2 separate regions of the Homo sapiens genome follow, and region 1 is linked to region 2. Evidence: read pairs that join two places in POLR2A ChIA-PET (ENCODE). Cell type or tissue: Panc1. All regions are shown on one strand. Each heading gives the region's core, and the rest is flanking DNA. Links, peaks and the distances in the headings are about the cores only.

The links. ChIA-PET counts read pairs that join two places held together with the same protein. Peaks named below come from ENCODE experiments on the same cell type or tissue, not always from the same donor. Only the 100,000 strongest peaks of a DNase experiment are listed, where the experiment ranks them.
Region 1: POLR2A ChIA-PET joins it to region 2 with 5 read pairs; 2 of 35 experiments call an interaction of 5 or more read pairs at or near these places.

What each region holds. Positions count from the first base shown.
Region 1 is chr11:61,739,197-61,753,182 of GRCh38, reverse strand. It overlaps DAGLA (diacylglycerol lipase alpha), which reads right to left. Exons shown (of 20, transcript NM_006133.3): 17 at 13,522-13,718; 18 at 12,591-12,720; 19 at 11,834-12,021; 20 at 6,182-9,651. The coding sequence ends at 8,694. MYRF (myelin regulatory factor) reads right to left here and starts at 547. Exons shown (of 27, transcript NM_001127392.3): 1 at 393-547. The coding sequence starts at 438. RefSeq lists silencers at 398-497, 618-757 and enhancers at 3,435-4,296, 5,157-6,018, 12,175-12,748. In Panc1, for the core only: no CTCF peak of the experiment used is centred there; no DNase peak of the experiment used is centred there.
Region 2 is chr11:62,003,791-62,018,858 of GRCh38, reverse strand. It overlaps the pseudogene RPS2P37. Among named protein-coding and RNA genes, the nearest start is that of FTH1, 44 kb to the right of the region's middle. RefSeq lists an enhancer at 4,938-5,438. In Panc1, for the core only: no CTCF peak of the experiment used is centred there; no DNase peak of the experiment used is centred there; H3K27ac peaks cover 871 bases.

The DNA.
Region 1 (13,986 bases), core at 6,965-9,464, 270 kb after region 2:
CCTTGAATGGGGTTGTATCCCGCTTGGGGTTCTGGGGAAGCAAAGTAGAGGGTCCCCAGACTCGGGAAGTTTGCTGGGGGCGAGAGTGTCACAATTTAGGGAAAGTTCCGGGTCCTGGAAGGCTCAAAGGAGTCCGGACCTGGAAGGGGACACAGTCCCAAGGAAGCTGCGAGTTGAGGAGCGGGGAGGGGGAGCCCAACTTCAGCGGCGGTGGGTGGTAACCGCTGGGGGACTCCCAGCCCCGGGAGCCTGTCTTGGCGGGCTGGTGCCAGCCTGAAGGAGGGTCCCAGCCAGAGGAGGCGGAAACACAGCGAGGAGCCCCAGTTCCCGGGGAGATCAGCCGGGGGTTCCCAGCGCCAGAGGGTCGCCGCCGCCAGCCCGCGGTCTCTCACCTTCGAAGAAGCGCTGCAGCGCCTCCGTCTCGTCCACCACCTCCATGTCCCGCCTGCCCGGCGCACACTCCAGCCGCGGCCCCGCTACAGCCCGGCCCGGGGGCGCGGCATCGCCGGCGCGGCCCGCGCGACAGTCCCGGCTGGGCTCCGGCTACGGTCCCGCCCGGTCCGCCGCCGCGCTTGCCCCCCGCGCGTCCCTGGCCCGGCCCCTGCCCGCCCCACGCGCCCCGCCCGCCGCGCCCAGCGCCCCCTGCCGGCCCGCGCCGCGCCCAGCCCGGCCGCGGGCACCACGCTCCCGACTCCTGCAGGCGGCGCTCAGCGCTGGGCAGTCCTAGGCTTGCGGGGCGCGGGGCCGTCCCGGGTCGGGGGACGCGAGACCGTCCCAGGCTTGAGGGGCGCGGGGCCTTCCCGGGTCGGGGTGGGGGCGAAGGGCCGCTTGGCCTCTGTGGGGTCGGGACTGGAAGGGTGTGCCCTCGCCGTCCTCGCCTTCGTCTTGCACGGGACAAGATGTCACGATTCCGAATCCAAACCTCAGAGACAGCCCCCATCCCTCTCGTTAGCCACCCACACACCCCGCTCAGCAACAATAACAACCTGCATTTAGGGAACGTGTGTTATGTGCCAGGCCACACAGGCATTATCTCATGTACTCCTCACAGGCACCTTATCAAGGAGATGCTGTTGTTACCTGCATTTTACAGATGGGGAAACTGAGGCTCAATGCATTAAGGACTGCCAGGAAGCCCTGTCCTGTGGCTGTGATGATGGAAATGTTCCCTGTGTTGTTCAGTATGGTAGTCACTGGCCACAAGTGAGCACTGGAAATGTGCCTATTGAGACTGAGGAACTGATTTTTTCATTTTGTTTAATTGTAATTAAACAGTTACGTGTGGCTGTGGTATTGGACAATGCAGGTCTAAAAGCTCCTTTTTTTTTTGAGATGGAGTTCGGCTCTGTCGCCCAGGCTGGAGTGCAATGGCGCGATCTCAGCTCACTGCAACATCTGCCTCCTCGGTTCAAGCGATTCTCCTGCCTCAGCCTCCCCAGTAACTGGGATTACAGGCGCCACCACGCTGGGCTAACTTGTATTTTTAGTAGAGACGGGGTTTCCTCATGTTGGCCAGGCTGGTCTCGAACTCCTGACCTTAGGTGATCAGCCCACGTTGGCCTCCCAAACTGCTGGGATTACAGGCATGAGCCACCGCTCCCCGCCCTGCCTAAGAGTTTCAAGGTCATTAAAGTTCAGAGCCAAATCCTGGCTGCCCCGGGAATCCGAACTCTCCTTTGCCGTGGCCCTGTCTGGTATAATGAAACCTGGAGGTTCTAACTCGATATAAGTCCAGGATAAAGCGGTTGTCCTTGTGCCCCTGCCTTCACCCTTATGACTGACTGCCTCCACATCTCTGTCCTGCCCAACTTGCACAGCCTCTCGTCTCACTGATATCCCCTTCAGTTCTCCCAAATCACCCTTTCTGAAACATACATCCGATCATGTCATTCCTTTGCAAAACTAAGTTTCCCTTTGCACTCAAAACAATATCTGAATGTCTTGCTCTGGTTTCTCAGGCCCCGCCTCTACCACTGGCCTCAGCTCTTCCCCTCTCTCCATTGCTCACTGAATAACAGCCACCAAGACCTCCTTGCCATTGCTCAAACATGCAAGGCCTACACCTGCCACAGGGCCTTGGCACATGCTATTCCATCTGTTTACAATGCTTGTCTCCACATGGCTACTTCTTTGTAGCAGTTGGTCTCAGCTCAAATGTCATGTCCCCAACCAGCCTACCTAAAGCAGTTCTCCCTACCTAGGCCTTTCTTGCTCACCATGTAAAAGATTCCTATTTAGTTTCTGTTATTATCCTTCTTGCTCTAGAATGGAAGCCCTACGAGGGCAAGATATTTTTCTGTATCGGTCACTGCTATAGCTTCAACACCAAGAACATGACCTGGCACACAGTAGGTGCTCAATAAATGTGTTGAATGAATGTATGGTGGCATCTTCAAACTACCGAATCCAGTCAGGCTCCAGTGGCTCACACCTGTAATCCCAGCACTTTGGGAGGTTGAGGCAGGAGGATTGCTTGAGGCCAGGAGTTCGAGACCAGCCTGGGCAACATGGCAAGACCCTGTCTCTACAAAAAATTAAAAAATTAACTAGGCACGGTGGCACATGCCTGTGATCCCAGCTACTGGGGAGGCTGAGGAAGGAGAATCGCTTGAGCCCAGGAGGTTGAGGCTGCAGTGAGGCTGCAGTGAGCCATGTTTGCACCACTGCACTCCAGCCTGGGCGACAGAGCAAAACCCTGTCTCCAAACACAAACAAACAAACAAACAAAAATCTACAGAATCCTGGACCTCTGAAACCTTGGGAGCGGATAATTCTGGAATCCCAGACCTAGAGAATCATCCCGCTTCAGAGTGGCTCAACTTGAAGCCTCTCGGGACCCTTCAAGGCAGCACGTAAAAGCTGGAAAAACCTACCCCACCCAACCACTGTTTGACAAGCCACTAAACAGAGGCCAGAGGTGTGGGGGACTGCTGGCAGATCAAGATGCCAACGTAGCCAGCTTCGGACTCTCACCTCTGCCTTGCAGCATCCCCAGGGAGGGTGGGGCACAAGCCAGGCCACCCCGTGGGGATGGGGTGAGAGGCCTGGAAGCCGCTCCCACCCCAGCCTCCCTGTCAGTTCTCAGTGGCCAGCCGTGGGGGAGGGGCAGCCAATGCCTGAGCCCCAGATGTGGCCCAGTCAGCAGGCCCATGGTGGCCCGCCGAAAAGGGTCAATGCCACGACAGTTCTGGGGTTGGGGGAGGGGGTGCTGAGGCCGGCGGGTGCCTCACAATGAGGTTTTGTCCCTCTGGGGGCCGCTCTCAGAGCTGTTGCTCTTAGATATATAGAATGGGATTTTGCTGGAGGCCCCAGCTGTGTGTGCTGACCGCAGCTCCCTCACCGCCCCCGCAGGGGCTGGGCTGAGAGGGGGGAGAGGGGCCACACTGAGACTCCTATTCTTTTCCAGCTGATACACCCCAGAGGTTTTTCTCCCTCCGCAGACTCCCTTAAGACAATTGTTATTCTCCACCCTGCCCCTCCTCCACCCGGGGTCAGGCCTGCCTGCGGACAAAGTAGACACCCGCCTACACCACGCGATTCTGAGAAACGGATTTACATTACGAGTCGCCTGGGACCAGCCACAGAACCAGCTTCTCTACAAGCCTCCACATACCCACGGATCTTTCCTCCGTATCCCACATACTGCATAACTGACCATCATCTAAGTTCTCACCACCATCCGTTGAGCTACACATTGTCCCTGTCCTGGTCAGCAAGGGCTGGAGGTAGAAGGGAAGACTCGTACTTTGTCCCTAACGCCCCAACTCCATTGCATTATAATCAATTAAGAGTATAGATTATTCAATCTCTAGGGTAGCCTTGAAGTTGGAAGGGGTGGAATGGAGCCTCCTGTTAACCCTGTAGCAGCTGACCTGGCTAAGGGAGCTCAGGCCCTGCCATCTCCCCTGTTACACTAGGTCACTGAGCAAAGGAGCAACTGTCCCCAGGGATTTTCATCTCTGGACTGGAGGAAAGAGGTGGCTGAAATGTCCCAGACTCAAGGGCTCAGCCAAGAGTTGAGGCTGCCATCTGCCAACTCCATAATGAAGTTGGGTCCCAAGCAGCGCTGGGGCAGAGGCTGGGGCAGGAAGGTGGCTGGGCCGGTGAAAGTAGCCCAGGGGACTTGCATACAAGGACCTAGGGGGGCCCATCAATGGAGATGAGTCCTCATCTGTGCCCCTGGCTTCTCTACCGAGCCACAGTGAGTGAGGGGCTGAGATTTCAGCCCTAGCCCAGCAGACATGGCTGTCCCCTGTAGCCAGCTCCACCTAGTCCCCAAGGCCTGCCCTCTGTCCTCAGAGGCCTCATCTATAAAGCACACTCAGTATCCCTGCCTTACAGTGGAGGTAAAGTGCCAGGTCAGTGATCAGTAAATGGTGCCCTCTCCAGTTCCAATCAGCTCTCAGCACCCATCACTGTCCCTTGAGTGGGAGCAGGGCCAGGAGGAGGTGGTAGACCGAAGGCAGCACTGGGGAGAGGGATGCTGGCACCTGAGGGTTAATGGGTAATGGGCGTAGAGGCCAGCCCAGGAGAAGGTACAGCCCTGTCCTCCCCACCGTGGGACTCTCCTGGCCTCCTGTGGACCCACACAGCACTGGCATCAGGCCATTTCGCAGAGGAAGAGGAGGGCTCAAAGTGGGGTGAGTGTCAATCCAGCAAGCCAGTGAGGCTGGTGGTCCAGCTTCCCCGGACTAGGGCCCAAGGGCACACCTGAGTGTGGGGTCCTGCAGGGTAGACCCCTTCCTGACTGCAGGGGCACCGGGACAGGAGGGGGCTGCTGCAGGTATTGAGTGGAGCGTGAGGCAGAGTGCCTCTCTAGCCCTTCCCAGCACTGCCCTCTCAAGACCCTCCCCAATGCCACACCCTGGCTGCAGCCCCGGGCAAGCCACAGAGCCTCCCTGGCCTTCAGTTTCTTCTGCCTGTGCTGTGCTCACTGGACAGGATAATTTGCAGACCATTGAGACCACTGAGGGCAAAGAACCTCTGAAAGCCATCAGGTGTGGTGGAGGCCAGAGTCCTAGGCTGAGAGGCCCTGATTCTGGTCCCCAGTCTGTCCCCACCTCCCATGCGACCTTGGGCAGGTCTTCACCCTTGTTTGGCCCGTTTCTGCTTCTGTTCAGTGGCTGTGGGTGAAGACAGGCTCTAAGGCTGGGGGCATTCTTCTATCACTCTCCCCAGCCCCTCACCAAATAGAGCCACTGGACACTGGGGGCCGAGATGGGGGCAGGGTCAGGGGAAGGGAAAGGTCCGGTCAGCTTGGCTGGGTCAGTGCCGAGGCCAGACTCTGCGGCCAAGGCGGGACTGACTGGCTGAACAGCGCCACCTGCTGTGTAGAGGGGGCAGGCCCCACCACCTGGGCCTTCCAGCCACTCCCTAGGCCTCACTGCCCGGAAGCTATGCTGGCCTGGGGTTCCTGGGCTGCACTGGGTCTGGCCAGGTATTTTGCGCCCTCTCAGGAAAGCCCTCAGCAAAGACTTCTAGTGGCCCCTGCATTTCAGTGCTGTCCCACTGGGATCTTCCACCCCTGCCTGCCCTAGCTGTCTGCATTGTTGGGGAGGGAGGTGGGCATGGTCAGACTAGCCTGGTCCCCCAGTCGCCAGCTTGGCAGTCTTGGGCAGCTAATCCTCTCAGACCCCTCAGGGAGGAAGGGGAGGCCAGCAAGCTGTATCTTTCCAGGCTGTAGTATGAACGTGCACCCGCTGGTACATCTCTCACACAGGCAGGACTCCGCAAGTGGCTGCCCTCATTCACAGGGGGCTTCAAGGGTCTTCTACTCCCTCCCTGCAACTCAAAGTGTGGCCCCGGGCCAGGGCACTAGCCGAGCAGGAGCAGGTAAGAAATCTATACCTGGGCCCCACCCCGGACCACTAAACCCGCACCTGCATTTAGCAAGCGCCCCAGTGAGTCATGAGCACCGTGAACTTTGAGAAACGAAGTTCTAACCCAATACAGACAAAGGGCTGGACCTGAACCACCCAAACACACCCTGCGTCTTGTGGGTGAAACGGGCTCTGGTCCCAAGGAATCTGTTTCCCCCTTAGGCTTTCTGTTCCATCCAGGGAACAGTGGCAGAGGCCCCCCCGGCCCCCGGCCCCATGCCAACCCCCTGCTCTGCTGCAACCTCGACATCAAATTTCTACCCAGTCCCCACCTGATGCAAAGACATTCGAGGCAGCCAGCGTGCTTCTACATCCAGTTTATACACAGCTCTATACAATATACAGAAACCTTTATATACAGATATATTTATAGAATAAGCTATATTAATTTGTCTCTCCTTTTTACAGCAATATTAGTTTGGATCTTTCATACATTAAGTACAAAAAAAGTCTGGGGAGAATGGCACGTAAGAGAGTGCATGAGGGTCTGTGGGGCCCGGCTGCTCGCTACTGATTGCATATGGAGTCGCCCAGGCCCCTGGGAGGACAGGCCCGCGCACTTGTGCTGCAGGTCTGGGGATGGAGTGGGGGTCGGTCTGAGCCGAACGGGGCTGAGGGGGGTGGCTCAGACCCCCCAGTGTGGTATGGGGTGGAGGAGGGAGACGTGCAGCAGGCCCATCCTTCAAGGGCGAGGTGGGTAGGAGCCAGGTTAGGGGTGGGCTGCCCCTGGGTGCCCAGGATTGAGCCCAAGCCTGCCCCAGCCCCAAGCCTGAAACATGGTGTGGCTGCAGCCTTGGGGGTGGGGGGTCTGTCCCTGATGGCTCGTCCTGGGGTGGACGACATGCCCACATTAGAGGTCCCAGGACCCACCCTGGCAGAGGAGGAATTAAAAGGCCAGACATCAAGTCTCTCCCTGTGACTGGCCACGGTGCTTGTCAGATCTTTCATCTGAGAGTCTGTCTTGTTTTCTAAACTCTAAGAGCCACTGATTTTGTCTTGCTTCTGTGCTGGGCTGAAGCTCTGTATGCCTCAGCAGGGCCAGGGTGTCCTTGAGTCTGGTGAAGGCGGGAGTTACAGAGGATGAGGGGAGGCCCAGCTCCCTCTGTCAGGGTGGGCAGGGGCTCCCAGGACAGCCATCCAGGCCAGTCCCAGCTGTGTGGGGAGCCGGGGGCCAGAATTCAGGCCCCCAGGTACCAGTGATCATGAGAGGGAGGTCTCTTGGTCGGGGGAGCCTAGGCCACCCAGGGAGGCTGCAGGTGGAGCCAGAATGGGAGGGACCATGCCGCTGCAGAATGAAGGCACGAGCAGGCGGTCAGCCGTGCAGTCAGCGCCTCGGTACACACCAGTTTTCCAAAACGGGTCACAGCAGCAGGCGCGATGGGAACAGATGGTGCCTAAAGCTGAGCTTGTCCCTGCGACCCTGCCTCAAAGGCCCCATCATGCTCCCCTACCGTTTTCTTGGCAGGCTGGGAGGGGCAGCAGGCAGGCAGGGCAGGTAGGGTGGGCAGCCCCAGAGGCCCCTTCCTTAGGAACGGTGCACACTCATGCACATGCATACGCGCCAACACTAGCATGCACACCCTCCCACCCCGCTTCTGGGGAAACTCCGGGTCGCTATCTCCCTAACTGCTTCCCAAACCCAGCAGGGGAGGAAGCCCTATGGGGACCTCAGGCTAAACCGGGACTGCTCCCAGCCCCAGGCCCCTCCCTGGGCAGTGGACAGAGGTCTCCAGCCAAGGCCCACCATACCCCACTCTTGGCCCCACCTCCTACCAACAGGACATTGGGGGTGGGAGGGAGGAAGGCCTGCTCCCAGGAGGGTGCCCAGGCCAGCGAGGAGGGAAAGCTGAGGGGAACAGGGGTGTGTTGGTTCCAGATCCCAGGGCCCAGAGCTGCCTAGGCGTGGTGGGGGTGACACCAAGGGGTGAGGTGGGGCCCTCAGAGGAAGGGGGCTCTCAGTGCCTTCCTTCCACCCAGGGCACTGACTCTGCAGCTGGGGTGGTCACAGCAGTGCCCACCACCCTTTGGGTGGTGAGGATCCTTGGGGGTAGAAGGTAAGCCAGGAAGTAGCCAGCAGGCAGGGCAGGCCTGGGTGCCCAGGACCCATGGGCAGAGGAGGCAGCATGAGAGGCACAAGGCAGAGAAGGGGCGGCCCTGACCCCACCCTCCTCTGGCCCCTCCAGGCCCCTGGCTGCCTTGGGCCCTGCTCAGAGGACGGCTACTGAACACATGATTGGGCGGGGGGCTTGCAAGCCCAGAACACATCCTGAGCCAAGCCCAGCAGCTTCTGTAAACATGTACAGCACTGCAGGCCACCTCGGCAGGGGCACCCCAGGGGGCCGGCCAGCAGGCACCAGATCTGGGGGGTGGCCAGGACGATGCCGGCCTGGACCACAGATGAGAATACATGTGTCGGGGGGCACTGCTCTCCACCTGGCCCCTGGGAGAGCAGCCAGCAGGCAGTGATGGGAGGCAGCTTGCCCATGGCCTGTCCTGGAGCAGGGGGTGCCAGAATGCCCCCATGGAGGGCAGTCAGGCTGAGTGTGGCCCACCCAGCAGGCTGCCCAGGCTCCTCCCCACTCCACACCCTTCCCCATCTTTCCCCATCTGTGGGGCCAGATCCCAGCCACCTTGGCTCTGGGGGTCCTAAGCTGAGGTAGGGATGCGGACCCCCAGCTCAGCAGCGATGCCTGTGCCTGAGGCTAAACTGCCCCTGGGGGTCTGTCCTTAAAGCTGCCCGGCAGGGGGCAGGCACCAGGTGCCCACAGGGCCACCTGCTCCTGCCTGGGCCCGGCTGGCCACGCAACTGGGGTGCTAGCGTGCTGAGATGACCAGCTCATCTTGCTTGGCGGGGCTGGCTCCGTGGCCAGTGGGGGTAGAAGTCCGGATCTTGTCAGCCGCCAGGCATTCCTGGCTACTGAGGCCCGTGGGCGTCAGGTCCATGAGCTCACCCGAGGAGCTGAGCGGGAAGGAGGGCGAGAGTGAGATGCCCGAGGAGGGGTCGGCTGAGCCGGCAAAGAGCCGTGGGGGCTTGGGCACCAGGTTGGGCTCGAACTGGGCACGGAGCAGGATCTCTTGCTGGCTGGGGGACTTGGGGCCCTCAGCGTAGTCACTGGTGGGGCTCTCGGGCACCACCATGCAGTAGAGGTCTTGGAAGGAGCTGCTCTTGCTGTCCAGGTTGAAGAGGCTGTCGATGAACTCGGCGAATTCCAGCACCTGAGGACTGGGCGAGTCCCCCAGGCGCCCATTGTGCAGCGCCAGCTCCCCGCGGGAGGCCGGCCCGCCACCCCCACCGCCAACCTCTTCCTCCTCGTCATTGGCCGCAGCACTGGGGGGCCGCTCAGGAGTGACGCCGCCACTGCCCAGGGCCGCCTCCAGGGGCTGCGTGTCCTGTGAGTGCTTGGACAGGCTGTCGGCCGCCAGCAGCTCAGTGCGCGAGCTCAGGGATGGGTTTTCCTCGGGGATGGCAGGGTCAATGTAGAAGAGGTGGCCTTCATCACGCTCCAGCACAGCGTGGAGGCTGGGGGAGCCCCGGATGCTGCGGAAGCCTGAGGAGCGGCGCGAGTCGAAGCTGTACAGGGACTCAGTGTCCGAGAGGCTCTCCATGGTGGCCAGTGGTGCCCGCCGGGCCTGCAGCTCCGCCGCCAGCCGCTCCTGGGTAGACAGCAGCAGCAGCTCCACCGGGTCCTGGCGGGCCGCCGCCGCAACCACTGGCGACAGCAGCCGCCCCTCCGAGAAGCCCTCCAGGCTCATCTCAGACTGGGACTTGCTCCTGCAGAGGGAGAGGAGAGCAGGGGGTATAAGACTCAGAAGGGAGAGGGGACTGAACCCCAGCTCCCTGGCTAAAAGGAACTTGCAGGGAATAAAGGGTACAGTTCATTTAGCAGTTGTTGATGATGTGCAGCAGGGAATGCTTATTTTCTTTTTTTTTTTTTTTTTTTGAGACAGAGTCTCGCTCTGTCGCCCAGGCTGGAGTGCAGTGGCACGATCTTGGCTCACTGCAAGCTCCGCCCTGGGTTCACGCCATTCTCCTGCCTCAGCCTCCCGAGTAGCTGGGACTACAGGTGCCCGCCACCATGCCTGGCTAATTTTTTGTATTTTTTAGTAGAGATGGGGTTTCACCATGTTAGCCAGGATGGTCTCAATCTGCTGACCTGGTGATCCGCCTGCCTCGGCCTCCCAAAGTGCTGAGATTACAGGCGTGAGCCACCGCGCCCAGCCAGGAATGATTATTTTTTAAAAACAACTCACAAGAACCCAAGATAGAAGACAAAAGAGTTGATGCTGGGTTGAGCCGCGGGGTCCCTGAGGGGCTAAGGCCCTGCTGGCAGCACTAGGACTTCAGGAGTGCTGCTGGGGTTCTCTGCACCAGAACCCCTGTCATTGTACCAATGTGAGAATGAGGCTCTGATAGACTGGCTGCCCCAGATCACTCATGAGCCTGCCCCAGGTCACTCATGAGGCCACAGTGGAATGAGAGAGACAGAGGGAGGGAAGGAGGGAGGGAGGGAAGGAGGAAGGGAGGGAGGGAGGGAGGGACAGAGGGCAGCAGGGAGACAGGGAAGGGAGAGAGCCCTGCACATAGCTGCCCAACTGGTTCCACCCCAATCTCAGAGCCAGCAACCCTGGGTGCCACTCCCAGGGATCTCATCACTTCCTTCCTCATCCGGGTCTCCTCCTGTCTCCCATGGGCCGCAGCCCTCTGCTGGGTGGGGAGCCTAGTGCCCCTGGCTCCGCAGACCAGCCTGCAGGGAATGAGTGACAGGGCAGGGAGTGGGTGGCTTGCAGCAGTCACCGCAGCCGGAAATGGACACTGGCTTCTTCATCGGGTTGTGCAGCTGCCACAGGAAATGCACAAATGGCAGGGAGAGACGTCCAGTTGTCCCTACCAAGGGCCAGGAAGCAGCCTCTTGACCAGATCTGTGACCAAGCACACAGGGCCTGTGTGGGAAGGTCCTAGAAAGGCAGGACAATCCTCCCCTGGAAGGACTACCACTTAAGAGCCTCGCACCCCTCAAAGAGTGTGTGAATAGCAAGGGCGCTGTGGCCCCCATGTGCGTGCCCCTGTGAGCATGTGTGCACGCCTCTGTTCATGTGTATGAGTGTGTAGACCAGACGTCTGTGTATGTCAGCTGGCTTGTGTGTCTGGGTCTGTGCACAGGTGTATTCATGCATTTCCATGAGCACCTGCCTGTCCACATGTGTCCTTGTATATGTGTCTCCACCTTTGTCTTGGTGTGTGTCTTGTACATGTGCATGTCTGTAGGGGGTGACCTGTGTACTTATAACTAATAATTGTGTGCACATGTATGTGTGTAAGCTTCAATACAAATATGTAAGTAAATGGGTGTCCATCTGTTTGCGTCTAAGTGTGTAAGAGTGAATCTGTGCAGGCCGGCCATGGTGGTTCACCCCTATAATCCCAGCACTTTGGGAGGCTGAGGCGGGCAGATCACCTGAGGTCAGGAGTTCAAGACCAGCCTGGCCAACATGGTGAAATCCCATCTCTACTAAAAATACAAAAATTAGCTGGGCACGGTGGCAGGCGCCTGTAATCCCAGCTACTTGGGAGGCTGAGGCAGGATAATCGCTTGAACCTGGGAGGTGGAGGTTGCAGTGAGCCAAGGTCGCGCCATTGCACTCCGGCCTGGGGGAAAAGAGCGAGACTTCGTCTCAAAAAAAAAAAAAAAAAAAAAGAGTGAATCTGTGCTTTTGTGGCCCAGGGTTTGTGGGTCTGTGTGCCTCCCCTGGCTCATGTAGGATTCAGGGACAGCAGGCTGTGGGACAGCTGGAGCACAGCAAGAGAGCCCTAGAGCACAGAGGGTGAGTTTGACCCCTCCTGTGCACGTGTGCAGAGCTGAGCCCAGTGCATGCACAAAATGCATGTGCACACAAGTCTATGTGCTCTGAACCACACTCACCCTGGGGTGGGGCTGGGAGTGGCCAAGGCTCACCTGACGCTGCTGTTGCGGTGGTCTGCAGTCGGCAGCTCCAGGGCAAGGCCAGTGGGCATGGGCGGCCCCGTGGGGAGTGGCTGCTGCTGGAAGATGAGCTCAGGAGTCAGGTCCACCTCGGTAGGGCTCACCATGACCTTGGCTGCAGAGAGCAGAGCGGTCTTCCCCTTGTTGTAGTTCTCCAGCACCTGAGGACAGGACAGAGGAGGCTGGGGGTGGTGGAGGGACATCAGGCCCCATCGTGGGGCCGATGTGGAGCCAGGGCCCAGGCCTCTCAGGCCAAGCAAAGCCTCATGGAGTCACTTGGGTCCCACTCTCCTCCTCCTGAGGTCACCACTCCCCAAGGCCTGAGACTTGCCCATCTGGTCACGACTCGCCCCACAGCCCGGCGAGTGCTCCTGCCCTACCTGCCTTCAGCCTTTCCGCAGCCAGGGGATGGCTGTGGCTGTCGCTGCTTGCCCATTCATCTGTTAAGGGCCAGGTGGCCTTCCGGGCCTCTGAGCTGAGCCTGCCTCAGGGACAGGCCCCTGGGAGTCTCCTTATCTCCTCCCCACCATGGGGCAACGTGGTGATGTGGACAGAGCCAGGGGTGTGAGGTTGAAGTATTTGAGTGGGGCTTTCTGGCCCAGCTACCTACTTCTCTGAGCCCCAGCACCCTTGTCTGTAAAATCGGGCAGTGATCTGATGGTGCTTACGGGGTTCTGATGGGGTGACAGTGCCTTATTCCCTGGTGGTACCCTGCCGGGAGCTGCCTCACCTTGTTGAGCCCCTCCATGACCACATAGGGCAGGTGCTCATGCAGCATGGCTGGCGAGATGATCACCTCATTGAAGGCCTTGTTGTCGCCCCAGATGGCAAAGTATGTGGGCTCCTCCTGCTCACAGCAGCTGAGAGGGACATGGACAGAGGGGAGTTAAGGGTGGGGTGGTGGCCTGGCCCTCGGTGCCAGGGCCTCCTGGCTCTGTTCTCTGCCCTGCTCAGCAGAGCTGGCATGGTTTGGAGGCCCCTGGCCTGCCTGGCAGCAGGGCTCTGTTCCCTGGCCTGGCTCCTGCCCTGCCCTCAGCCTGGGAAAGGCTGACCTCGAGCCTCAGCCATGGTCCCTCCACAGCCTTCGACCTGCTTTTGGCCTGGGCCACACCTGCTCCACCTGCTGCACGGCCCAGCTCACCAGCTGTGTCAGGGGAGGAAGCCGACCCTGGAGGGAGGAGCCAGGGCCCAGCCGTCTGAAGGAGCACAGTGGGAAAGGTCTACCCACTTGCCTGCTCCTATTCTCTCTCCTGGCGCAGCCCCCACCTTGCTCACAGCTGTCTTCGAGGAATTCCCTTGGTGAAACCAAGTGACAACTGAGGTGTGAGCTGGCCAGGGCCTGAGGGGTGAGCCCTCCAGGGCACCTACTTTTAAATGGACCACCAGTGGGGAGAGCTGCCCTGGGGCACACCAGGGAAGGGCTGACACTGGAGGCAAAGCCAGACTATGGAGAGAGACGCCTGGAGTCCTGCTCAGGGCTGGCCTTTTGTTCCATTTCCAGAGCCCGATGCTGGGGAAACCCCTCCATGGAGGCCCTGGGCCATCTTCTCCCAGCCTCCACCCCCAGCCCCGAGCGGTGATTGAGCCAAGGCCGGCCCTGCTCTCCACTGCCCCTGCCCTGGCCACTACCCCCTGCAGCAGCAGACCCTGGCAGAACCTACCAGCACTGCTCTGCAGGGTGGTTGTGGACCACGTGGATGATGCGGCCGGGCGGGTAGAGTGGAGTGCTGGCTGAGAGGGCTATAGTTAGGTCGCTGGGGTGGGTCCAGAGCCGCGTGCTGGCCAGGGTGGTCACCTCTACCTCCTCAGGCAGCTCCGACTTGGGGATGCATTTGGTGGCCCCCACGATGATCCGCCACTGCGCGGGGTGGAGTGGGAGAGATGGGGACAGAGCTAAGTAGCACTGGCTGGGGGGCAGGGGCAGGGGGACCGAGAAGGGGGGCTCAGCAGGTGAGAGGTGGGCAGTAAGATGGCAAAGGGGCAGGGGAAGGGCAGTGGCCAGAGCATTAAAGGTCGGTGCCCACCTGAAGAGGCAGTGGCTGAGGTGCACGGTGGCCAGACGGCCAATAAGGTGCCAAGGACAGATGACATGGAATTGTTGAATTTCAGGGCTGGCAAGGGGCTGG
Region 2 (15,068 bases), core at 6,567-9,066:
CCAAAGTGCTGGGATTACAGGTGTGAGCCACCGCGCCCGGCCGCTAGTACATTTTTTATTCGTGTTTCTGTCTCTCTAGGAAGACTCTTTGCTCCTTAAAGACAAAGGACTACATTTTCAGGGTTTAGAATCGACGTGGGCAGATGGGAAATAAGTTTGGGGCTGTAAGTGAATGAATCAGTTAGACATGCCTTCTCAGATTCCTCCTGCTACAATCACTTGCTGCCTGTCCTGTGGCTGGCTGGGTGCATGCTGTAGTTTCTCCTAATAAACTGTAAGCTTCTAAGAAGAGTAGGGCATGGCATTGCCAAAAGGACATAGTCTGTCCCCTCCAGAACCCAGCACTATTGCAGAGCAAGTGCCCAGCCAACAGCTGCTGAATTGGCTTGGAGGTCAGAAGCCACTGTGACCTCTAGGCAGCAGAACAAGGAACTTGAGGGGATAGGGTGAGGGATTAGAACCCTTGGGTGTCTAGCCGGGCGTGGTGGCTCATGCATGTAATCCTAGCTACTTGGGAGGCTAAGGCAGGAGAATTGCTTGAACCTGGGAGGTGGAGGTTGTGGTTAGCCGAGATCGCACTGAGCCGAGATCGCACTGAGCCGAGATCGCCATTGCACTCCAGCCTGGGCAACAAGAGCAACAAGAGCGAAACTCCGTCTCAAAAAAAAACAAAAAAACAAAAAAAACCTCGGGTGTCAACCTTCTGGAAAATCAGCCTTTTAATTGGCAAGTCCCAGAAGAGGAAGCCTAGGCAGTTAGACCCCAGGCCACGGTGATAGGGTGCTGATACCATGCAGGGCAGGGCTCTTGGTGCCTCGAGGCTTTTGCATCTTTACTTCCTGCTGAAGTTAGAGAGAGCTGACTGGACTTAGTACAAGCATAGGAGTGGGGATCCAGGACTCAGGAAGGCCAGCTCTGCCATCCTGGGTCAAAGAGATGTCCTCCCTGGACGTCTGGCTCCCGCTTTAAGAAATCATATCAGCCAGTCATGATATGGCTCACGCCTATAATCCCAGCTATAATCCCAGCACTTTGGGAGGCCGAGGTGGGAGGATCACTTGAGCCCGGGAATTCGAGACCAGGCACTGCAACAAAGTGAGACCCCATTTCTTCAAAAAATAAAATAATTAGCTGAGTGTCATAATGCATGCCTGTAGTCCCAACCGCTTAGGAGGCTGAGGTGGGAGGATCACTTGAGCCCAGGAGATTGAGGCTGCAGTGAACAACAATGATGGCACCACTGCATTCCAGCCTGGGTGACAGAGTGAGAGCCTGTCTCAAAAAAAGAAAAAAAAGCAAAGGAATAATGGCGGCAGTCCACCATCTTGTCTTGCTGCTGTCCGAGACTCAGACATGGCTTCTAAGTTCCTATTAAACGTTTCTTTCTAAGAAACTAGATTGGTCAGCCTCTTTCTTTGGCCTTTCAGCTTCCTTAGACTCTGGGGATAGGTTTGCAAAGGCCTGCCCCCCACAGAGCATGTGGCAAGCCAGCTGGGCCAGGAGCTGAGAGATCAAGAAATGGGTGAAGGGAATGAATCATCCGTCTGGGAAATTGTAGGGTCCAGCCCCACAGGGTCGGTGGGCTTCTCCCTGTGTGTGGCGACGAGAGAGTATAGAAATAAAGACACAAGACAAAAAGATAAAAGAAAAGACAGCTGGGCCCCGGGGACCACTACCACCAATTCACGGAGACCGGTAGTAGCCCTGAATGTCTGGCTGTGCTGTTATTTATTGGATACAAAGCAAAAGGGGCAGGGTAAAGAGTGTGAGTCATCTCCAATGATAGGTAAGGTCACGTGGGTCACGTGTCCACTGGACAGGGGGCCCTTCCCTGCCTGGCAGCTGAGGCAGAGAGAGAGAGAGGAGACAAAGAGAAAGACAGCTTATGCCATTATTTCTGCATATTAGAGACTTTTAGTACTTTCACTAATTTTCTACTGTTATCTAGAAGGCAGAGCCAGGTGTACAGGATGGAACATGAAGGCAGACTAGGAGCGTGACCACTGAAGCACAGCATCACAGGGAGACGGTTAGGCCTCCAGATAACTGCAGGCAGTCCTGACTGATGTCAGGCCCTCCACAAGAGGTGGAGGAGCAGAGTCTTCTCTAAACTCCCCCAGGGAAAAGGAGACTCCCTTTCCCAGTCTGCTAAGTAGCGGGTGTTGTTCCTTGACACTTTTCGCTACCGCTAGACCACGGTCCGCCTGGCAACGGGTGTCTTCCCAGACGCTGGCATCACCGCTAGACCAAGGAGCCCTTCTGGTGGCCCTGTCTGGACATAACAGAAGGCTCACACTCTTGTCTTCTGTTCACACCTCACTATGTCCCCTCAGCTCCTATCTCTGTATGGCCTGGTTTTTCCTAGGTTATGATTATAGAGCGAGGATTATTATAATATTGGAATAAAGAGTAATTGCTACAAATTAATGATTAATGATAATCATATATAATCATATCTAAGATCTATATCTGGTATAACTATTCTTGTTTTATATTTTATTATACTGGAACAGCTCGTGTCCTCGGTCTCTTGCCTCAGCGCCTGGGTGGCTTGCCACCCACAGGAAATCTCAGGGTGGTCAATCACTTTCTTTCTTTTTCTTTTTTTTTTTAAGACAGGGTTTCACTCTGTTGCCCGGACTGGAATGCAATGGCGCCATCATAGCTCACTGCAGCCTTGCTCTCCTGGGCTCAACTGATCCACCACTTGTACCACAGGTGCTAATTTTTTTAATTTTTTGTAGAGACGGGAATCTCACTATGTTCCCCAGGCTGGTCTTGAGCTCCCAGGCTCAAGGGATCATCCCACCTTGGCCTCTCAACGTGCTGGAATTTCAGACATGAGCCACTGTGCCCGGCTGGTCCGTTGCTTTTATGTGGAGTGGTGTGGTTCACCTTTTATATGCTTGTAGACCACCATGTGACTACGGAGATGCCCTGAAAATGCCAGTGGCTTAGAGTCATTGTTAACTGAGAGCCGTCCATTGCACAGTGATAAGAAAGGGCAGCCAGCAGTCATTTTGAGACTAGTGACCTGAGTTCAGGCAGACCCACATCTGAGCATGGTCCAGCCTCAGGGTCCAGCACTTCCTTTCACTTTCGTTTTAACTATCACAGATGGCAACAACCAAGGGATTATATGTTTATTGTGGTTATTAGGGTTTTTGTTTGTTTGTTTCCAGATGGAGTTTCACTCTTGTAGCCCAGGCTGGAGTGCAATGGCGCCATCTCGGCTCACTGCAACTTCCGCCTCCTGGGTTCAAGCGATTCTCCTGCCTCAGCCACCCCAGTAGCTGGCATTACAGGCACACGCCACCACGCCTGGCTAATTTTGTATTTTTAGTAGAGACGGGGTTTCTCCATGTTGGTCAGACTGGTTTTCAACTCCCGACCTCAGGTGATCCACCCTCCTCAGCCTCCCAAAGTGCTGGGATTATAGGTGTGAGCCACCACGCCCAGCCGTGCTTGTTAGATTTATAAACCAAAAATAAAATCTTAAGCCCCCAACCAACTGAATAGACCCTCTTGGCCAAGGTGACCCCAGAAAAACCTGAAAACCTGAATTCCTGACCAGGACAGGAAGGAAGGCCAGACATGCCTCATAGACCCTCTCCCTGTGGAGTTCAGTGAAAAATTATGCCAGGGCAACAGATATATCTCTGAGACCTGTGGTTACCAAGAAGGTAGCCAATGTCAGGGAAGGCAAAACCAACTAACTACTAACACCAGAGAGCACAGTGTGAAGCACTGTTCCATTATGTAGATCATCAAATCTACAAACCCGCACTCTGTAGATTTGTGTCATCAGCTCCCTGAGGAACCTTCACTAAAATGGATTGTGAGAGTATCTATTGGAAGCAATATCTTTGGTTTTAAATGCTGTACAGTGGAAAAAACATGTTTGTGTTACTGGAAAGGGGTCCCAATCCAGACCCCTAGAAAGGGTTCTTGGACCGTGCCAGTCCATAGAGTATATTGAAAACAAGTTTATTAAGAAAGTAAAGGATTAAAGAATGGCTACTCTATAGACAGAGAAGCAGCTTGGGCTGCTCGACTGATAATACTTATAGTTAATTATTTTTACTCTGTCACCCAGGCTGGAGTGCAATGGCTTGATCTCAGCTCACTGTAACCTCCGCTTCCCGGGTTCAAGCGATTCTCCTGCCTCAGCCTCCCGAGTAGCTGGGACTACAGACGTGTGCCACCACGCCCGGCTCATTTTTGTATTTTTAGTAGAGATGGGGTTTTACCGTGTTAGCCAGGATGGTATCGATCTCCTGACCTCGTGATCTGCTTGCCTCGGCCTCCCAAAGTGCTGGGATTACGGGCCTGAGCCACCACACCCGGCCTATTACTTCTTTTCCGGGAGTTTTCCGGGAAAGAGGTGGACAATTTCCAGCACTGAGGGTTCTTCCCCTTTTAAGACAGTATAGGGTATACTTTAAGACAGTGTAGGTATAGTATAACTTCCTGATATTGCCATGGCATTTGTAAACTGTCATGGCGTTGGTGGGATGTCTTTTAGCCTGCTAATGATTATAATTAGCGTATAATGAGCTGCGAGGATGACCAGAGGTCACTTTGTTGCCATCTTGGTTATGTTGGGATTTGGCTGGCTTCTTTACTACAACCCATTTTATCAGCAAGGTCTGTGTGACCTGTATCTTGTGCTGACGTCCTATCTCATCCTGTGACTTAGAATGGCTAACTTCCTGGGAATGCAGCCCAGTAGGTCTCAGCCTTATTTTACCCAGCCCCTATTCAAGATGGAGTTGCTCTGGTTCGAACTCCTCAGCCTCCTGAGTAGCTGGGACCACAAGCGCATGCCACCACGCCTGGCTAATTTTCTTTGTATTTCTTGTAGAGCCAGACTAGTCTCAAACTCCTGTGCTCAAGCCATCCGCTTGCCTCAGCCTCCCAAAGTGATGGGATTACAGCCATGGGCCACCACACTGGGCCTTGTTATTGTTATTGAGAGCATCCACCCAGGGAAGAGGCATGAGCTTTCTTCCTGGTTCATCTCCAGGAGCAGGGAAAAGAGAGAATTTATAGCCCCAGGGCCCTGTGGGCAGATTCTTTCTTGGCTCACTCTACAGAAGGTTCCAGGAAAGCTGGCGGGCGGGGTGCACACTGGGCATTTCCCTGCAGCTCAGCCTCCCAGGGAGCCAGGGAAGACTCCTGAGAAAAGCCTTTCCAGCGTGCAGGACTACCAGCGCTCCGGAATCCCTCCTGCGGTGCCAAGCCTGGCCTCCATGCTGACTGCCCCATCAGCGGAAAGCAGGAAGCAATGGGGTGATGGGGGACTTGGGGGAGTATTTGGCAGGTGGGGAGGAAGGGGTCAGCTGGCAGCAAAGCCACGGTCCTTGGAACTTGGATCCTTTCCTTACTCTGCATTGCTCACAGCAGAATCTTACTACCCCCCCCATCCCCACCCCCACTGGACCTAGCCCTCAGGAAGCCACATGCCTGGAGGACTCTCCTGTTAGATTGGATGCTTGCAGACTGGGCACTTGCTGACTCCTGGCTGTGACACAAAGCCCTCTATTGCTCCCCCTGGGTCCCTCACCTGCCAGGATTTACTCACGTTTCTGAGAAGAAGCTCAGAGGCCAGGGGACCTGGGGCAGGAGGCTCCCTGTGAACACAGAGAGTCCTATTCACGGATGAGGGCTCAGAGTCCTTGCCCTAAGGGAGTTGGTTGGGGCACTGGGACACACAGGCAGTTCGTGGCAGAGCAGGGACTGGAGCCAGGTCTGTGATCTGAGTCACCACCCATGGCTACTGCTGTCTTCTTCCCTGCCCACCAGTGCCCATCAGTGTTAGGGAGAACTCCCTGGTTCAGGAGAGGCATCTTGTGACTCCTCATGCAGCCAAGGCCTGGGACCTGGGGCCAGGGAAGATCCTCAGGCTCTGTCATGGAAGAGCGAGTATTGGCCTTACCCCAAGACTTCTCTGCCGGAAACTCCACTCCTCATCCCCAGCTCAACCCCCAGGCAGAGGGACTTTTCTCCTCCTCCACCTGAATCTCCAGTTCCAAGAAACAAGAAGCTGGCTCCAAAGGAAGACCTCCCCTTTTTCGATGCCCTGTTTATCTCTAAAGTGGACATGATTGATGGCACAGGAATGCATTCAGCTGCAAGTAACAGAAAACATGACCAACAATGTGGGAGAGACATAGATGTTTACTTTGCTCATGTAAGAAGATGACAGAGCTTCTTCTCCAAGAAAACACCAAATGGCAGATGACACAGTGCAGTGGGAGGCCCAGAGGCCCTGGGATGAGGAACAGTGGCAGCTTCTGCAGAGGCTTCGGCACTGGCATCTGGGGCTGAGGTCACGGCCAGGGTTGGAGCCAGGGGCATGAGAGCTCCAAGGCTATGGAGCTCTCAGAGGCAAGGCTGAGGATAAGGAGTGGATGCCCGTCACCAAGCTGGGCCGTCTGGTCAAGGACATGAAGATCAAGTCCCTGGAGGAGGTCTATCTCTTCTCCCTGCCCCTCAAGGAGTCTGATATCATTTACTTTTTCCCTGGGGTCTTCTCTCAAGGATGAGGTTTTGAAGATCATGCCAGTGCAGAAGCCGACCTGCGCTGGCCAGTACACCAGGTTCAAGTCATTTGTTGCCACTCGACTACAATGGCCACCTCATTCTGGGTGTTAAGTACTTCAAGAGGTGGCCACTGCCATCCAAGGGGCCATCAACTCTCCACGGTCCCTGGGCACAGAGGCTACTGGGGGAACAATATCGGCAAGCCCCACAGTGTCCCTTGCAAGGTGACAGGCCACCATGGCTCTGTGCTAGTGCACCTTAACCCTGTGCCCAAGGGCGCTGGCATCGTCTCCCCCGTGATGCCCGGTGCCCAGGAAGGTGCTGATGATAGCTGGTATCGATGACTGCTACACCTTGGCCAGGGGCTGCACTGCCACCCTGGGCAACTTTGCCAAGGCCAGCTTTGATGTCATCTCCAAGACCTACAGCTACCTGACCCGACCTCTAGAAGAATACTGTATTCACCAAGTCTCTTTACCAGGAATTCACTCACCATCTTGTCAAGACCCAGACCAGAGTCTCTGTGCAGAGGACCCAGGCTCCAGCTGTGGCTACAACATAGTGTTTTTATACAAGAAAAAGTTAATTAAGCCTTTGAAAAAAACAAAACAAAAAAAAGACCGGGCATGGTGGCTCACGCCTATAAACCCAGCACTTTGGGAGGCTGAGGTGGGTGGATCACTTGAAGTCAGGAGTTCAAGTCCAGCCTAGCCAACATGGTGAAACCCTGTCTCCACTAAAAATACAAAAATTAGCTGGGTCTGATGGCAGGTGCCTGTAATCCCAGCTACTTGGGAGGCTGAGGCGGGAGAATTGCCTGAACCCGGGAGGTGGAGGTTGCGGTGAGCTGAGATGGTACTACTGCACTGCAGCCTGGGTGACACAGTGAAACTCCATCTCAAAAAAAAAAGGAGAAGAAAAGACAGGGCTCTGGGCTATGGTCATTCTGGTTCTTTTAGGTTTCCCCTCATGGTTTCATGATGGCTGCAGCAGCCCCATACACCACATCCTCACAACATGTTCAGATGCAGGAAGCAGGGAGTGATACCAGGCAAAGAATTTTCACCTCCCAGCTTTGATCTTATCAGCAAAGAAAGACTGTTTTCAAGAAGGTCTCAAGAGGTCTCCTGACCTCTCCTCACAGCACTGGCCAAACAGGGGCTATAAAGTCTAAAGTCCTCCCTGACAAAGACAAAGCCAGGACATATCCGGCCATCCCATCCTTTACAGTGAGTGGAGGACAGGAAGAAAGGTTTTGGGACTGATTTGGGTTTAACCAAACAAAAGTACTTGCCACAACTGACCAGCTCTAGGAATCCTGGTTTTGAGCAACTAGACTTGGGAACAAATGTAACACAAGGCTAATCCTCCCTAGCTTCCTGACAGTTTCTCTCTAACAGAAGACAAGTAGATCCTCACTGGTGTTCTCTCCAAGCTAGAGTCCTAACCACTGTGAGAATCCATTCCACTACTGTTCCACAAATAAGCCACGAGCGCAGGGGTTAGATCTGAGGCTCTTTTTTTTTTTCTGTCTTTTGTTTGTTTTGTTTGTTTTTTACTTTTTAAAATTAATTATTATTATGATTATTATTATTATTTTTATTTTTTGAGACAGAGTCTTGTTCTTGCCACCCAGGCTGGAGTGCAATGGTGTGATCTCGGCTCACTGCAACCTCTGCCTCCCGGGTTCAAGCGATTCTCCTGCCTCAGCCTCCCAAGTAGCTGGGATTACAGGTGCCTGCCACCACGCCTGGCTAATTTTTGTATTTTTAGTAGAGACGGGGTTTCGCCATGTTGGCCAGGCTGGTCTGGAACTCCTGACCTCAAGGGATCCGCCTGCTTCAGCCTCCCAAAGTGCTGGTAGGCGTGAGCCACCTTGCCCGGCCATGTTTTTAATTTTTTTAGAGATGGGGTCTCACTCTGTTGCCCAGGCTGGAGGGCAGTGGCACCAGTATAGCTCACTGCAGTCTCAACCTCCTGGGCTCAAGCAATCCTCCCACCTCAGATTCCTGAGTAGCTGGGACTTCAGGCATGCACCACCACACCCAGCTAATTTTTTTTTTTTTTTTTTTTTTTGAGACAGAGTCTCGTTCTGTTGCCCAGGCTGGAGTGCAGTGGCGCGATCTCTGCTCACTGCAAGCTCCGTCTCCCGGGTTCACACCATTCTCCTGCCTCAGCCTCCCAAGTAGCTGAGACTACAGGCACCTGCCATCATGCCCGGCTAATTTTTTGTACATTTAGTAGAGACGGGGTTTCACCATGTTAGCCAGGATGGTCTTGATCTCCTGACCTAGTGATCCACCTGCCTAGGCCTCCCAAAGTGCTGGGATTACAGGCATGAGCCACCGCACCCGGCCCAAAACGTTTTTTTTTTTTTTTTGAGATGGAGTCTTGCTGTGTTGCCCAGGCTGGAGTGCAGTGGCATGATCTCGGCTCACTGCAACCTCTGACTCCTGAGTTCAAGTGATTCTCCTGCCTCAGCCTCCCAAGTAGCTGGGATGACAGGCACCTGCCACCATGCCTGGCTAATTTTTGTATTTTTAGTAGAAATGGGGTTTTGCTATGTTGGCCAGGCTGGTCTTGAACTCCTGGCCTCAGGTGATCCACCCACTTCAGCCTCCCCAAAGTGCTGGGATTACAGGCGTGAGCCACCGCGCCCGGCTAATGTTTTATTATTTATAGAGACGATGTCTAGCTGTGTTGCCCAGGCTGGTCTCAAATTCCTGGACTCACACAATCCTCTTGCCTTGGCCTCCCAAAGTGCTGAGATTACAAGTGTGAGCCACCACAGCCAACCAACTTTTTCTTTTATATTGAGGCAAAATTCACATCCCATAAAATTTACCATTTTGGCCGGGCGCAGTGGTTCACGCCTGTAATCCCAGCACTTTGGGAGGCCGAGGCGGGCAGATCACGAGGTCAGGAGATCAAGACCATCCTGGCTAACATGGTGAAACCCCGTCTCTAGTAAAAATACAAAAACATTAGCCAGGCGTGGTGGTGGGCGCCTGTGGTCCCAGCTACTCGGGAGGCTGAGGCAGGAGAATGGTGTGAACCTGGGGGGTGGAGCTTGCAGTGAGCCGAGATCACACCACTGCACTCCAGCCTGGGTGACAGAGCGAGACTCCGACTCAAAAAAAAAAAAAAAATTTTTTTACCATTTTAACCAAAGTGTAGAATTCATTTTAAAGTGTAAAATTTATACATTCAAAATGTTGTGCAACCATCACCACCATCTCATTCCAGAACATTTTTATCTCCCCAAAAGGAAACTCCATACCCATTAAGCAGTGACTGCCATTGTCCCTTCTCTCCAGTTCCCCAGCAACCACTACTCTGCTGTCTCTATGGATTTGCCTATTCTGGACATTTCTTTTTTTTTTTTCTTTTTTTTTTGAGACAGAGTCTCGCACTGTCACCCCAGCTGGAGTGCAGTGGTGTGATCTCGGCTCACCGCAAGCTCTGCCTCCCGGGTTCACGCCATTCTCCTGCCTCAGCCTCCCAAGTAGCTGGGACTACAGGTGCCCACCACCACACCCAGCTAATTTTTTGTATTTTTAGTAGAGACGGGGTTTCACCGTGTTAGCCAGGATGGTCTCGATCTTCTGACCTCCTGATCCACCCGCTTCGGCCTCCCAAAGCACTCGGATTACAGGTGTGAGCCACTGCGCCCAGCCTGGACATTTCATATAAATGGAATCATATGATATGTGGGCTGTTGTGTCTGGCATCTTGCATAGTTTCCAAGATTCATCCATGTGGTAGCATCTATCAATACTTCATTATTTTATGGTTGAAGAAAACTCCATGAAATGAATAAATATAGCATATTTTGTTTACCCAATCACCAGTTGATGGGCATTTGGGTTGCTTCAAACCTTTGGGTATTACACATAATGCTACTATGAACATTCAAGTACCAGTTTCTGTTTTCACTTCTTTTGGGTATATACCTAAGAGTGAAATTGCTGGGTCATATGGTAATTCCACAGTTAAGTGTTCGAAGACTGCCAAAAAGTTTTCTACAATAGCTGTACCATTTTACCAGCAATGTATGAAGTTTCCAATTTCTCCACATCCTCACCAACACTTGTTATTTTCAGTGTTTTTAGTTATAGCCATCCTAGTGGGTAGGGAGTGGTATCTCATTGTGGTTTTTTTTTTTTTTTTTCAAGACGGGGTCTTGCTCTGTTGTCAGTCTGGAGTGGCACGATCTCGGCTCACTGCAACCTCTGCCTCCTGGATTCAAGTGATTCTCCTGCCTCAGCCTCCCGAGTAGCTGAGACTACAGGTGCGTGCCACAACGCCCAGCTAATTTTTGTATTTTTAGTAGAGACGGGGTTTCACCATGTTGGCCAGAATGGTCTGGATCTTTTGACCTTGTGACCTGCCCACCTCAGCCTCCCAATGTGCTGGGATTACAGGCATGAGCCGCCACATCCAGCCCTCATTGTGATTTTTATTTGCATTTCCCTAATGACTGATGATGTTGAGGACCATGTTTATTGACCATTTGCAGATCTTTTGCGGAGAAATGTACAATCAAGTCCTTTGCTCATTTGTTTGTTTGTTTTTTGAATTGTTGAGTTCTAACAGTTCTTTACGTATTCTGGATCCTAGACTCTTATCAGATATATGACTTGCAAATATTTTTCCCATTTTTGGGTTATTGCTTCACTTTCATGATAGTGGTCTTTGATGCACAAAAGTTTTAGATACCAATGAAGTCCACTTTTTCTTTTGTTACTTGCTTGTGCTTTTGGTGTCATATCTAAGAATCCATAGCCAAATCCAAGGTCATGAAGACTTAGCCCTATGTTTTCTTCTATGAGTTTGGTAGTTTTTAGCTCTTACATTTAGATATTTGATCCATTTTGAGTAAATTTTGTACATAGTATGAGGTAAGGGTCCAACTTCTTTCTTTTGAACATGGATATCCAGTTGTTCCAGCCTGTTCCAGCTCCATTTATTGAATGACTGTGGCCCCTCCAACTTTTTTTTTTTTTTTAGATGAAATCTCGCTCTGTCACCCAGGCTGGGGTGCAGTGGCGCATTCTCGGCTCACTGCAGACTCCACCTCTCGGGTTCAAATGATTCTCCTGCTCAGCCTCCCAAGTAGCTGGAATTACAGGCACCTGCCACCACACCGAATAATTTTTGTATTTTTAGTAGAGATGGGCTTTCACCATGTTGGCCAGGCTGGTCTCAAACTCCTGATCTCAGGTGATCCACCCTTCTCAGTCTCCCAAAGTGCTGGGATGACAGGCGTGAGTCACCGTGCCTGGCCTGTGGCACCCTTTTTGAAAGTTAATTGACCTTACGTGTATAGGTTTATTTCTAGACTCTAAGTTGTACCTCATTGATCTACACCATTAATTTCTAAGGCATTGGAGAAAGAGGCAAATGAACACAGGTCCAACTCTTTAGAGAAACAAATTTAATAAAGCAAAACACTCTTCTCCCTGGACTACATTGGCCTGGGCAGAATATTTGGGGTTCATGATAGATTTTCAGTCAAAATATCTTATCTAAATTTTTTTTTTTTTTGAGACTGGGTCTCATTCTGTTGCCCAAGCTGGAGGGCAGTGGCATGATTGCAGCTCACTGTAGACTCAGTCTCCCGGGATCAAGCGATCCCTTTACCTCAGCCTCCCAAGCAGCTGGGAGTATAGGCATAAGCACCACATTCAGCCTTATCTGAACTTTGAACATTGGTATGACCTTGGTTCCTTTTTCTTTGGAGACGAAGTCTCGCTCGTCGCCCAGGCTGGAGAGCAGTGGCACGATCTCGACTCACTGCAACCTCCATCTCCCGGGTTCAAGCAGTTCTCCTGCCTCAGCCTCCCAAGTAGCTGGGACTATGGGTGCGTGCCATCACAGCCGCCTAATTTTTTTTTTTTTTGAGACCCAGTCTTGCTTTGTTGCCCAGGTTGGAGTGCAGTGGTGAGATCTCTGCTCACTGCAAGCTCCGCCTCCCGGGTTCACACCATTCCTCTGCCTCAGCCTCCCAAGTAACTGGGACTATAGGCGCCCACCACCATGCCCAGCTAATTTTTTGTGTTTTTAATAGAGACGGGGCTTCACCATGTTAGCCAGGATGGTCTCGATCTCCTGACCTCGTGAACCACCCGCCTCGGCCTTCCGAAGGGCTGGCATTACAGGCGTGAGCCACTGTGCCCGGCCAATTTTTTGTATTTTTAGTAGAGACGGGGTTTCACCATATTGGCCAGGCTTGCCTTGAACTCCTGACCTCAGGTGATCCACCTGCCTCAGCCTCCCAAAGTGCTGGGATTACAGGCGTGAGCCACTGCATCAAGCCCCTTGGTTCCTATTTTATTCCCAGAAGAGAAACTCTTCTGGGGAGGTGGCCATCCACACGCTGAAAAATGGCTTCTCCTTTTTAATCTTAACCAACTGTCCAAGTCAGAGAAACACAAATTCACGCTGTAAAGTCTTGGCCTAGGAGTCACTTCCCCTGGGGAAGCTGGTAGCCCCCCATCTTGTCAGTGCCCTTCCTATCAACCCCTCAGTAAGCTCTCCTAAAAGAAAAAGGCTGTGAGTCCAATTATATGGTTTGTGGGAGAGAAAAACCCTTGGTCCCCTGGGTGGTAGCAAATGGAGGACACTTAAAGGCTGGCAGTTGGTGTCTGGGGAACAGTCTGGATCTCCTATACTCCACGACCTACAGATTGCAGGCAGCTGGTCAGGTGGAGTCAGGCAGTCAGTTCTCCCATCCCCCGTCCCAACCCCCGACATCATGGGACAGAAAAAGCTGGCACCCGTGGGTGGGAAGAATTTCAGAGAGAAAGAGGGAGATTGAGCAGAAGAGGGAGGCTGCTTGCAGCCCTGAATAACATCTTTCTTTGCATATTTTCTTCCTCCAGAACAGTTTGGAGGCACAGTCCAGCTGCTGCCTTGGCTTTTGATCAGAATGATTACCCACAGGCCCATCCTTTCTTAGCACTGTTAGAGAACAGAGAGATGGCACTGGCTTCCAAAGTGTCCCGCGGGTGTCTTTTCTGCCTTTTTCTATCCTTCCATCCATTCCTGTGGGTTCTCGGGCAGCTGCTCATTTGAAAGAGAGGAGAGAGACATTTTTTTGTTTGTTTGTTTTGAGACGGAGTCTCGCTCTGTTGCCAGGCTGGAGTGCAGTGGCACGATCTCGGCTCACTGTAACCTCCGCTTCCCAGGTTCAAGCGATTCTCCTGCCTCAACCTCCCGAGTGGCTGGGACTACAGGCACATGCTACCACCATGCCCAGCTAATTTTTGTATTTTTAGTAGAGATAGGGTTTCACCACGTTCGCCAGGCTGGTCTCGATCTCCTGGCCTTGTGATCTGCCTGCCTTGGCCTCCCAAAGTGCTGGGATTACAGGTGTGAGCCACTGCGCCCAGCTGAGAGACATTTTTTAAGAGCAAAATCCATGCATGGCCAGGCCTCGGAATCTTTCTAAGGCCTCCTAGACTCTCAGGGGACCCACCATGGCAGTGGCACTGACATGCAGCCCAGGGTTGTGGTCCAAGGAGGGCTTATGAGCTGACTCAGAGGAAGTAAGCTTGTTCTTGGCTGCAGGGCAAGACTAGCCATGGAGGTGGGCTCTGGCCAGCTGGTCTGATATTCTTGCTGGTCCTGACTTTCATTTCCTCTGGAAATCCCGCACACTTGACCACAGAGGCTTTTGCAATATGTGTGTATCCTAATTCCCCTGGGGTTTTTCTCTTTTTGTTTTCTGAGGAGTGGGTCCACTTCAGTAAAATTACACACAAAGTTGGAGCTTTCTGTTCCAGGAAGGCAAAGGTTACAATTCTAGCAAGCCTAACACCCAAAAACACAAAACGCTGAAACCAGGAGAATGAGTTAGAAAATATGTATCCATGGCCAGGCGCAGTGGCACACGCCTGTAATCCCAGCACTTTGGGAGGCCAAGGCGGGTGGATCACGAGGTCAGGAGTTCAAGACCAGCCTGGCCAAGATGGTGAAACCCCGTCTCTACTAAAAATACAAAAAAATTATCCAGGCGTGGTGGCGCATGCCTGTAATCCCAGCTACTCCAGAGGCTGAGGCAGAGAATTGCTTAAACCTGGAGGGGCAGAGGTTGCAGTGAGCCGAGATCGTGCCACTGCACTCCAGCCTGGGCGACAGAGCGAGACTCCGTCTAAAAAAAAAAAAAAAAGAAAATTTGTACCCTGGCAGGTCACGGTGGCTCACACCTGTAATCCCAGCACTTTGGGAGGCTGAGGAGGGTGGATCACCTGAGGTCAGGAGTTCGAGACCAGCCTGGCCAACATGGTGAAACCCCGTCTCTACTAAAAATACAAAAATTAGCTGGGCGTGGTGGCAGGCACCTGTAATCACAGCTACGCAGGAGGCTGAGGCAGGAGAATAGCTTGAACCCGGAAGGTGGAGGTTGCAGTGAGCCGAAATTGCTCCACTGCACTCCAGCCTGGGCGACAAGAGCAAGACTCCATCCAAAAAAAAAAAAAAGAAGGCGAGGCGCAGTGGCTCGCGCCTGTAATCCCAGC